Linked DNA regions of Homo sapiens: region 2 is linked to region 1. The links are chromatin contacts, found by Hi-C or POLR2A ChIA-PET in ENCODE. All regions are on one chromosome and are shown on one strand. Each heading gives the region's core, a stretch centred on a gene start or an enhancer-like site at or near the end of the contact. The rest is flanking DNA. Distances are from core to core; before and after follow the strand shown.

Evidence for each region. A loop is a pair of places that touch in the nucleus more often than their neighbours do. ChIA-PET counts read pairs that join two places held with the same protein, here RNA polymerase II (POLR2A). Pooled maps may share reads with other maps.
Region 2: a map of endothelial cell of hepatic sinusoid shows a loop between it and region 1 (2.6-fold over the local background). The contact joins two enhancer-like sites. A Hi-C loop is called at or near these places in 1 of 168 maps with a recorded cell type or tissue (endothelial cell of hepatic sinusoid) and 6 of 50 pooled maps. POLR2A ChIA-PET finds 5 or more read pairs at or near these places in 3 of 52 experiments (CD8-positive, alpha-beta memory T cell, HEK293 and WTC11).

What each region holds. Positions count from the first base shown.
Region 1 is chr15:95,284,843-95,289,364 of GRCh38, reverse strand. LETR1 (lymphatic endothelial transcriptional regulator lncRNA 1) reads left to right here. Exons shown (of 4, transcript NR_034095.1): 3 at 897-1,063. Among named protein-coding and RNA genes, the nearest start is that of LETR1, 40 kb to the left of the region's middle. Within about 2 kb of position 1,457, at least 5 of the 41 ENCODE cell types and tissues checked have a DNase peak (open chromatin) inside an H3K27ac peak, as active enhancers do.
Region 2 is chr15:95,555,989-95,560,332 of GRCh38, reverse strand. No RefSeq gene overlaps it. Among named protein-coding and RNA genes, the nearest start is that of LINC00924, 130 kb to the right of the region's middle. RefSeq lists an enhancer at 2,439-2,733. Within about 2 kb of position 2,637, at least 9 of the 41 ENCODE cell types and tissues checked have a DNase peak (open chromatin) inside an H3K27ac peak, as active enhancers do.

The DNA.
Region 1 (4,522 bases), core at 208-2,707:
TCTTCTGGTCTGATTAACATTTAGGAAAAAATAGATTCCTGAAAATAGCCTATTGTGTAATTATGTGTCTGATTGGAACAGCAAAATGTCTTTGTTAAACATCTTTTTAAAAACCAATTTTACCATTTCCTTCCAAACATTTGTTAATTTAATTGTGTTAACCCTTGCATCCACATTATTGGTCATGTGGCTGGATTGATTAAGAACAGACAGGGATATAGATTTCCACCTACAGAAACTCTTTTCAAGGGGTTAATCAGCTGGTAACTTGAGTTACAAATATATTGGGGAAAATGGTACTTTTGGTAAGATTTCTCACAGTGTATTCTTCAGCTATTTTTGAAAATTATACCCACAAGTTACATCACATCTGTAATAAACTCTGCACTTCAAGCTGCAGAACCTTCCAAGATATTCTGTGGAGTTTGTTGTATTTTCCCCATTTCTATATTTAAAACAAATTTCCTACCCATCCACCCCCTCCTTGAATTCAGGGAAACACAAATAACTCATAAGCTTTGCACTGAAATGAGTTTGTTTTGCTTTCATGCCTAGTATTGCTTTTGAAATTGTTCAGCAGTAAAGAAAAGAAAAAGCTGCTGGTATTAGCTTTAAACAACCGCCACAAACATATTGTCTTCCTATTTATTCTAGGTTTTCTTTCAGCCAAAATCAGACTTGCAGAGTTATTCTAGAGCAGTTGGATGACATACAAAATCACAACCACCAAAATATACACTATATCTTTATAATGGGTTTTATGTACTCACAGATACACACACACACTATGTATATATTAAACAAAAATATGAAATTGACTCATTACAAAAGTAACCATCCGGGTATGTGAAAACTAAGAATTGTGACTTTGATATTAAGATATGTCCATTTTGCAGATGGAGAAATTGAGATGAGAGCTCATCCACAAGATTACCCATCAATGAGCACCAATAGCAACCAAATCCACTAGAAGACTGGGAGCTTTTAAGTCAAGAAACTTACATCAGTATCATCATTCCAAGAAGCGGTATCCAAGCTGTTTTATCGAAAGTGCGCATGGGAGGTAAGAGTTGGGAAAGATATCTGCAAACTAAATCTGGGGGATGCCTCTTCTTGAGGAGCTGGGGAAGAATAACCATGCTCAAGAATGTTCCTCTTTTAACAGAAACCCCTTTCTGAGGCACAGACCCTGCAGGCTCTGAAGAAATAGGATAGATTATTTCAGCTCTCTCAGCTTGGGAAGTGTGTTTGGAAGAGCATCTTCCTAGCTGCAATAATAAACAGCTCCAGCTGCAAGAGCTTTGCTAAACAAGCCTGGGCAAAACCGTTGGATTCCTTTCCTTTGACCATCTTAGATTTCCCCTGCAAGAGGCAAGGCAGGGAGCCTGCCCTGGAAATGTCCTCCTAGCCCTGCCCTGTGCAGCTCTGCGCTTCCCCAGGAACACACTCCCTCCCCCAGTCCGCCGCCCCACTTTTGTTTTATTTACGAATATGTTGCCAGAATTCCAATGAGTTATCTATTCTGTGGCCCCTTCATTTTCCCACCGAGGCCTTGTCGCCGGCTGACTCAGGGTCCAGTCGCAACAGTGAGAAGAAAAGAAGAGAGCAAAAGAATTCTTTTCAACTTTTTTTTTTTTTATGTTTCACTCATTTCTCTCTCTGTCTCCCCCAGGCCTCCTCCCCTCTCCTGCTCCCTCGTTCCCCCCACTCCCCAGCCTCCTAGGCTCTCCTTTACCCCCTTTATGTTACACGATCGCTCAAATTGAAGCTCAGGAGGGTCCTATAGGGAATGCATAGGAACCCTGGGAGAAAAAAGCCCCCAACAAGCTATACACCAGATGTATAACGTTATATGGTCAAACTGGCAAACACAAAAGCTGAAAAACAAAAGGCGTGAATTAGGGAGACGCATTCAAAGGCGTGTTTTCAAAACAGCCCGGCCAAGAGCCTGGATCCCCCTCCTGAGACTAAATGCTTGAAAGAAAAGGTGCTAAAGAAAGAAAGGAAAAGAAAAAAAGCCCATTTTTTCTAATTAGCTGAGGCCTAACAGGCGCTGAATTTCGCAACTAGTTTTCATCAAGGGGGTTGTGGCTCGTGAAACTGAAAAAAGATGCTTTTGAAACCTGTGATGTAGGCCCTTTCTCGGACCAGAGCTGGTCTCTCTCCTTGAGCTTTTTTCTCCCCCTCGCTTTTTGGGTTCTGCCTTGCTTCATATCTTGATCCCTTTTTTGCACCCTCCCCTCAAAGTACAAATATTATTTGGGCTTAAAAAGAGAGCAGGAGGGAAAGCCACAATGGCCCTCCCCGCCCCTCTTTCTGTCTGGTAGGCAGGGGGTTTTCCTTGCCAGCAACAGTCCTGAGTCGCTATGAATCTCATTCCAAAGCTCCGCAGAGCACCAAAGGGGAGGGAAAAGGTGTCACTGCAGGCTGAGAGTGTGTGTGTGTGTGTGTGTGTGTGTGTGTGTGTGTGTGTGTTTTCTGTAAACGCTGGGCTTAAAATTAAAAACCCTCCACTACTGTGATTTTAGATATTTGGAGGATGGTCTCTCGCTGAGCGTTTTTGCAAATGCAACTAGGCAATGTTTTCTAGGCAGCAAGGTAGATTCCCAGAGCAAAAGGTTTTGCTCCTCCTGCGCTTTCAGAAAGGACACACACAAGCAACCTGAATTTTTTTTTAATTCTGATTTGAAGTGTATAAAAGGATGTTGCAACCAGAGAGTTACTAGTCTTCTGCTGCATGAACAAATTATGAACTTGCATTCTTCAATCACATTTCTAATAGGAAAACAAAGCAGAACTCGTGGGTGAGAGTTGGTGGGCCGCCTGCGTTTGGAAGGGAGGCAACTTTAATTGCCGTGCTGTCTGGCTCGGATCCCTGTGGTCCTGCGTGGTGTGTTTTAGTAACAAACACTTGTTCTAATGAATTGGCCTTATTAGGGGGCTCCTCATATTCTTTTATAAAGAGCAGAGCTATTCTGAACTTCTGAATGCAACAGTCTCTTGATATTCTCACACTGAAGGCTGTAGTGTGGGATTGCATTCCCTCTCCTGTATTTTCATAAGGCTCGTATTTTTTAATGGCAGAAGAGTGAGCAGTGGTAGAAAGGTAAGAAAACTACAGAGCTTGCAGGTACCTGCCATCCATGGACCCAGGGCCATCAAAGAGGCTTGCAAAATCATTATGCTAAAGATGTATTTGCCTTCACAGCTGAACAATCCGGATTTTAGGTCAGTCACCTCCTGGCACATTTAAAAAAAAAAAAAAAACTCATGGCAATGGATAAAACAGATTCATTAGCTTTGATTAACCTTCTTTAACTAGAGTTAAAAACCTGCCGTAGGCAGCTCAGCTACCAATGCAGCCTTGAAGATACTTTATCATGTTTAAGACCCAATTACTGTTGCACTGAGTAAGAATAAAACATCACAATAAAATGTGGTACAAACCGCAACTCTAACGCACACAGCAAATAATCATTAATTTACAACAGCAACTTTCCCATTTCTATGGTTTTTCTGATGGCTGCACTTAGTTCAAGTTGAATACCTTGGAATTCGATGCTGATATGAGAAACTAGTTCCCCAGCTGTATTGACTGATGGCTTTTTTTTTTTTTCTGTCTTATAGCTTTAGTTTGGAGACTCAGAAGACTCTTTTAAAAATTTCCAAGTAAAATAAAAAAGAGAAACTAAAGTCAAAACAGGGTCTGTGGAACTAGGTTTATATAAGAGACAGGGAGGGAGAGAGAGAGAGAGAAAGGATTAAAATGGTTGAAACTTTAGAATTTTATAACAATTTCTTATTAATAATTGGAAATATTTCTAGTTAGAAGTTGTAAATATTAAAGAAACACAGCCCAGTAAAGTCAGCATTGAGTTAGTTCAAAGAGTTATCCGTATGATATGCAAACTTCTTGAAAGAGCTACAGTGAGGTCTATTTTGTGCATCTTGTAAGAAAAGAGAGCTTGAGAAGAACTCCAGCACACAATGAGTTAATTTTGGACAGGATTTGACTGAACAGGGAATAATGAACAGTGAGATACTGCAGCTTTCAGGCAAAACAGAGTAACAACAATTAAAAAGAGAGAGAGGGGATAAAGGGAGAAAACAATCTCCAGTCAGTTAACTAACAAGAGCAGCCCAGTGTTTGAAACAGATAAAACAGAGGCCACCAGGAACGCTGCTGCTGCTGCCGCTGCCACTTGCTTTATGCCTGGGTGTGGAAAGCATTACAACATTTGTGAGCCAACTGTTTGTGGGTTTCTTCTCATCTGCTTTAAAATATTTGGTTTTGCCGTATTTCCATAATAACCACAACCACACTCTCCTCTCCAAAAACCCCCCACAACAACAGATGTGTGTTCTAAAAGGAAATAGAGACACTGATATAATCAGACACTAGTTAGAGTGCTTTCATACTAAATTCTCCAGCAAATTCACAACAACAAAAAACTCTCAACCACTGATGAAATTAATCTAAGATCCTTGATTATTTGAAGTTCTAAAAGTTTCCATTTTGCAT
Region 2 (4,344 bases), core at 1,388-3,887, 270 kb before region 1:
GACAATAATATGACGTAATAAAAGGTATATGGATGTGGTCTCTCTCTCTTTCTCAAAATATCTTGCTGTACTGTACTCACCCTTTTCTTTGTGATGATGTGAAATATAAAATGTCTATGTCATGAGATAAAGGGATGCATAGCTATAGGCATTGTGACGTAAATGAGCAATTTCAGAAATAAACAATTCATAAATTCTAAATTGTGCCACATTCTGAGTAGTGTGATGAAATCTTGGGCCATCTTGCTCCGTCGCACGTGGGACATGAATCATTTCTTGGAGAAGCAGATCCCGGCTGTCTGCACTGTCTGCCCATGACTCACTTAGTAGCCATCTCTGTTATCAGATTGACTGTCCTGTTGTTGCCGTGCTTGTGTTCAATTAACCTTTCTTTGACTTAATAATGGCCCCAAAGCACACAGGTAGTGATGTCCTATTTTCAGACCCCCATTGACCACAGGTAAGTGAAACTGCGGAAAACAAAATTGTGGATAAACGGGGACTGCTGCACTTGGTTGTATTATAGAAGGGTAGTTTTCACTGTCTTATTCTTATAACCTAGATAAAAAGCAATGGCTTAACAAAATAGTAACAGATAAAATGGATGTGATCATGTGCCTGGCTAAACTCAAAAAGTAGTAAAATGTTTGTAATTAATAAGGCTAATTGACCACATAGAGTCTGAAAATTGATTTCACTGGGGTGGATGCAGAGGGATGGGGTGAACCTCACAAATCTCCTTGCAGGGCACAGGGGACCTTCATTACTAAACGGTATCCTAACCCTTAATATCCCCTCAATCACTTCCTCCAATACCTGCCAGCTACTGGGAAATTGTGCCTTCCCCAGGGCAATTCCTGCACATTCTTTTCCTTATGCCCAAGCCTAACACTTCTCTGCCTGAAATATGAACTCCTCCCCTAAATTCCTACTTTTTCTTTGGAACCTAACTTTCCACTTGACTGGGTCTTCGAAATATCCATGGCTCTCCCCATTGTGATGCCATATAGCTCTTATCTACTGTATTGTAAATATTTCTTTACATGCTAATCAAACTTTAAGAAACTCAAGTAGGAGCTCATAACAAAAATAAGTATTACGTTTAGTTCTTCTTCCTTTTAATACCTGACACTAAGTCTGGAAGACAGCAGCTAATAAATAAATGCTAGCTGAATGAATGATGAAAAAATGAATAACCCTGAGTCAACCATCGTATCTTTAAGAAATTATTATAATAGTAACAACAAGGAGATGACTAATATAATTTTACTAAGTTTAGAAAGCCTTGGAAGGTTAAACTTCATGAGAGCAGTAGTCCTACCAAGTGTTTTATTATATTAGCAATTATCTTTTACATTCTAGTAAAATCCAGGCCTTTATTCATATTTTTCTCTGTGAAAGGTACAATCAATCAATTATGAAGGTGAAATTATGTTGATGCTGAGGCAGTATGGGGAACCCTAAATAGTTGGAGTACTCAAGTCACAGAAAATCATGAAAATGAAGCTCAAGTGATGGATTAGTGAAGACGATAAGTCCCTCAAATTTGAGTTGCAGCGATAAGGGAATTGAGGGGGAAAAAAAAGCTAAGTAGAAACTCACTTGAAAAATGCACTTAAGTCTTCATGATAAAATTTCAAACTTCTTTTATTACTATTCATTTTTATCTAAAAAATCATGTTAGCATTTAGTCCCAAATTTCCAAGCCTTGTGTTCGTCTTTCTCTGCGATGTTATCAGCTGGAAGGGAAAGCTGGCCGTGAAACTGTTATGTTAAGCACTTTTCCACAAGAACTTATTGCTTTAATAAGTAGGGAAAATGCTCTTAAAGAAAAAGAAATGTCATTCAAGATTCATTAGAGGGAAAAAAATAAAAAAGAAACCCATGTGATCCTCCATCGAATTCAGACTTCCTTACCATGGAATACTGAACATACATACCCTGAGGTCTTAACAAAGAGTAGGAGTAAACAGTTACTCATCACTAGAAAGAGAATTGTATATTCTCCGGGACAATGCACTAAGACAAGAGTACATAGACCAGTGTGTACACCAGGCAGTTATTGCCATGTCCCTGTAGACTGGGGATTCCAAGATAAACAATGCCTCACACAGGTAAGCACTCAATAAATATTTTTTGAAAGGATAGATGAACATTAGAAAGCAGTTTAATGCTCTTTAATAACTATAATCCCCCCTTGTAGATCAAACTCTCATCTTATATGAGCTTATGGCAGAAGCCACAATTACTTTTGCACCAACCTAATACATAGAATTAATTTATATCTATAAGAATTCACATATCAGCATAATCTACTGCCTTAGAACCTCATGCCTCTTTAGGAGTTGTTTTATTGCCATTGTCTTACGGTTTTTACCACTTTTGAAACCAATATGTATTAATAACAATAAAGTCACTTTATGACCTCAATGAAAAGATGTGGATTTTTTTTTTCTGACAAGGTGTTTTTTTCCTAATTAACCTTATTTTTAGAACTTGTTTTAAACACATGTGACTAGACATAATCAGCCTATGGTTAAAAATATAATACTATGATGAGTCATGTGGGTAGCAATGAAAGGGAAAAGAGATGACTCACTTTCCCAGCAGTGAGCATTCCTCTTGTCTTCCTGGTTTCTGGCCACCTCCCTCCACTGCCCCATAAAAACCCTGCCTTAGCTAAAGCTAGGCAATTTTTCTCACCTTCCCTCCGAACCTTGTGCTTAGACTACGAAGTTTGGACACTTTGGCATGAGGCTATTTTAAAGTCTGAATCCGATGTGGTAGGAAAAGCAGGTATAGAAACGGACCCCCTACATCCAGATTACATCTGCGAATGAAACCCAATAATGTTCTCAAGTTCAAAGCAATCGCCCACTCACCCGATGGTCTCTTTGGATGATTGAAAATGGCTTAAGCAAGTACATATGGGCTTAAAGAGCCACTCAAAATAACTGAAAAGCAGGTTGTCCACAGAGAAGCCATGTCACTTCGTTGACAAATAAGCGTGGGCTGAGCTGGCAAGGGGCTTCCCGGGGGCTCCTCACCCGCAGGGGGAGAGGAAACGTCGGGTGAGTGTGGGAATAATAAGTGAGCGCGGCGTCCTCTCTGGTTCTACTATTCTATAAATGTTATATTTGTTAGGCGAGCTCCCTCCCTGACCACCCCCCAAGCAGTTCATAGACAATAAAACACCAGGAATCCCTGAAGAGTGGTAAAATGCTGACATGATTTAAGAAGGAAGACTCTGATAAGAAGATAAAAACCTAATAAACAGAGTCTAGAGAACCTTGGTTCGTCTCAGCCGCTTGCCAGTGTAAGCAAAACCCTCCCAAGGAAAACAAAAGGAGCCTTAATGGTAAGGACATTCCACTCGCAGACCATCTGAAGGAGAAAGTTGAGGCCGTGACCTCTGCAGACTGCAGTTATGAGAGCTCGGACAAAAAAATATTTGATTTGGTTCAAGAAGCAAAATCAGTCACTGGATTTTTTAATATCTTTTTTCTTCAATAAAAAAATAATGTATTTTATGTGTGCTTGAGAGAGAGTTGTGTATACATGGTAAATATTTCTCCCACCCATGTAGTTTTTCTGTTTAGCTTGGTCTTAATTTCTTCTTGGATTTTAACCCCAGGAAAAGGTGGATTCACAGGCCCATTGATTTCCCTTTTTTAATTAACACAAGGCTCCCGAAAGCTCATCTGAAGTTTCACACATGAATCTGCAAATATGTAAAGACGTACATTCTCTCCAAGAACCAGAATGAGAATCTGCAAAGCTGTGAGTTTATTGTTGAAAATTTAGGGAATGCTAAAAGAATATATTAGCATCTTTGAAATCTAGAACAGAGAATTCCTTAGAAAATGCTTAAATGCACATAGGCTCCCAGGCTAGCTAAAAAAAAAAACCTACAAATGGTTGAAATTCTGAGCAATTCTGTTGCAACATCGATAGACATATGTAATAAGAGATATCTGTGAAGTTATTTGTGCTTTTGGTATTTAAAGAAAATTTGTAGAATTAGAGAAGAAGGAGGACAAAAGTTTTATAGAAATTTTCCAGAGCTCTTTTAGTACACTTACAAGAAGAGCTTCAATGGTTGTTGATGCTATTTTTCATTATGATTAGCTTAACTTAAAAAATGTATAGCTTGCCTTTTCCCAGATACAGATAAGGACTACATATGATAATCAAACGTAACTAGCTTTTCTAAAAATAAAATTTATTTATTTTCTCTAAGAGCAGAAAGAAAAGGGGGACAGAAGTATAAATGGGCAAGATCTGGAAGAAAATAGAGAAGAAATAATACCAGGTAGAGCAGAGGTCAGAACAAAATAGCCAAGG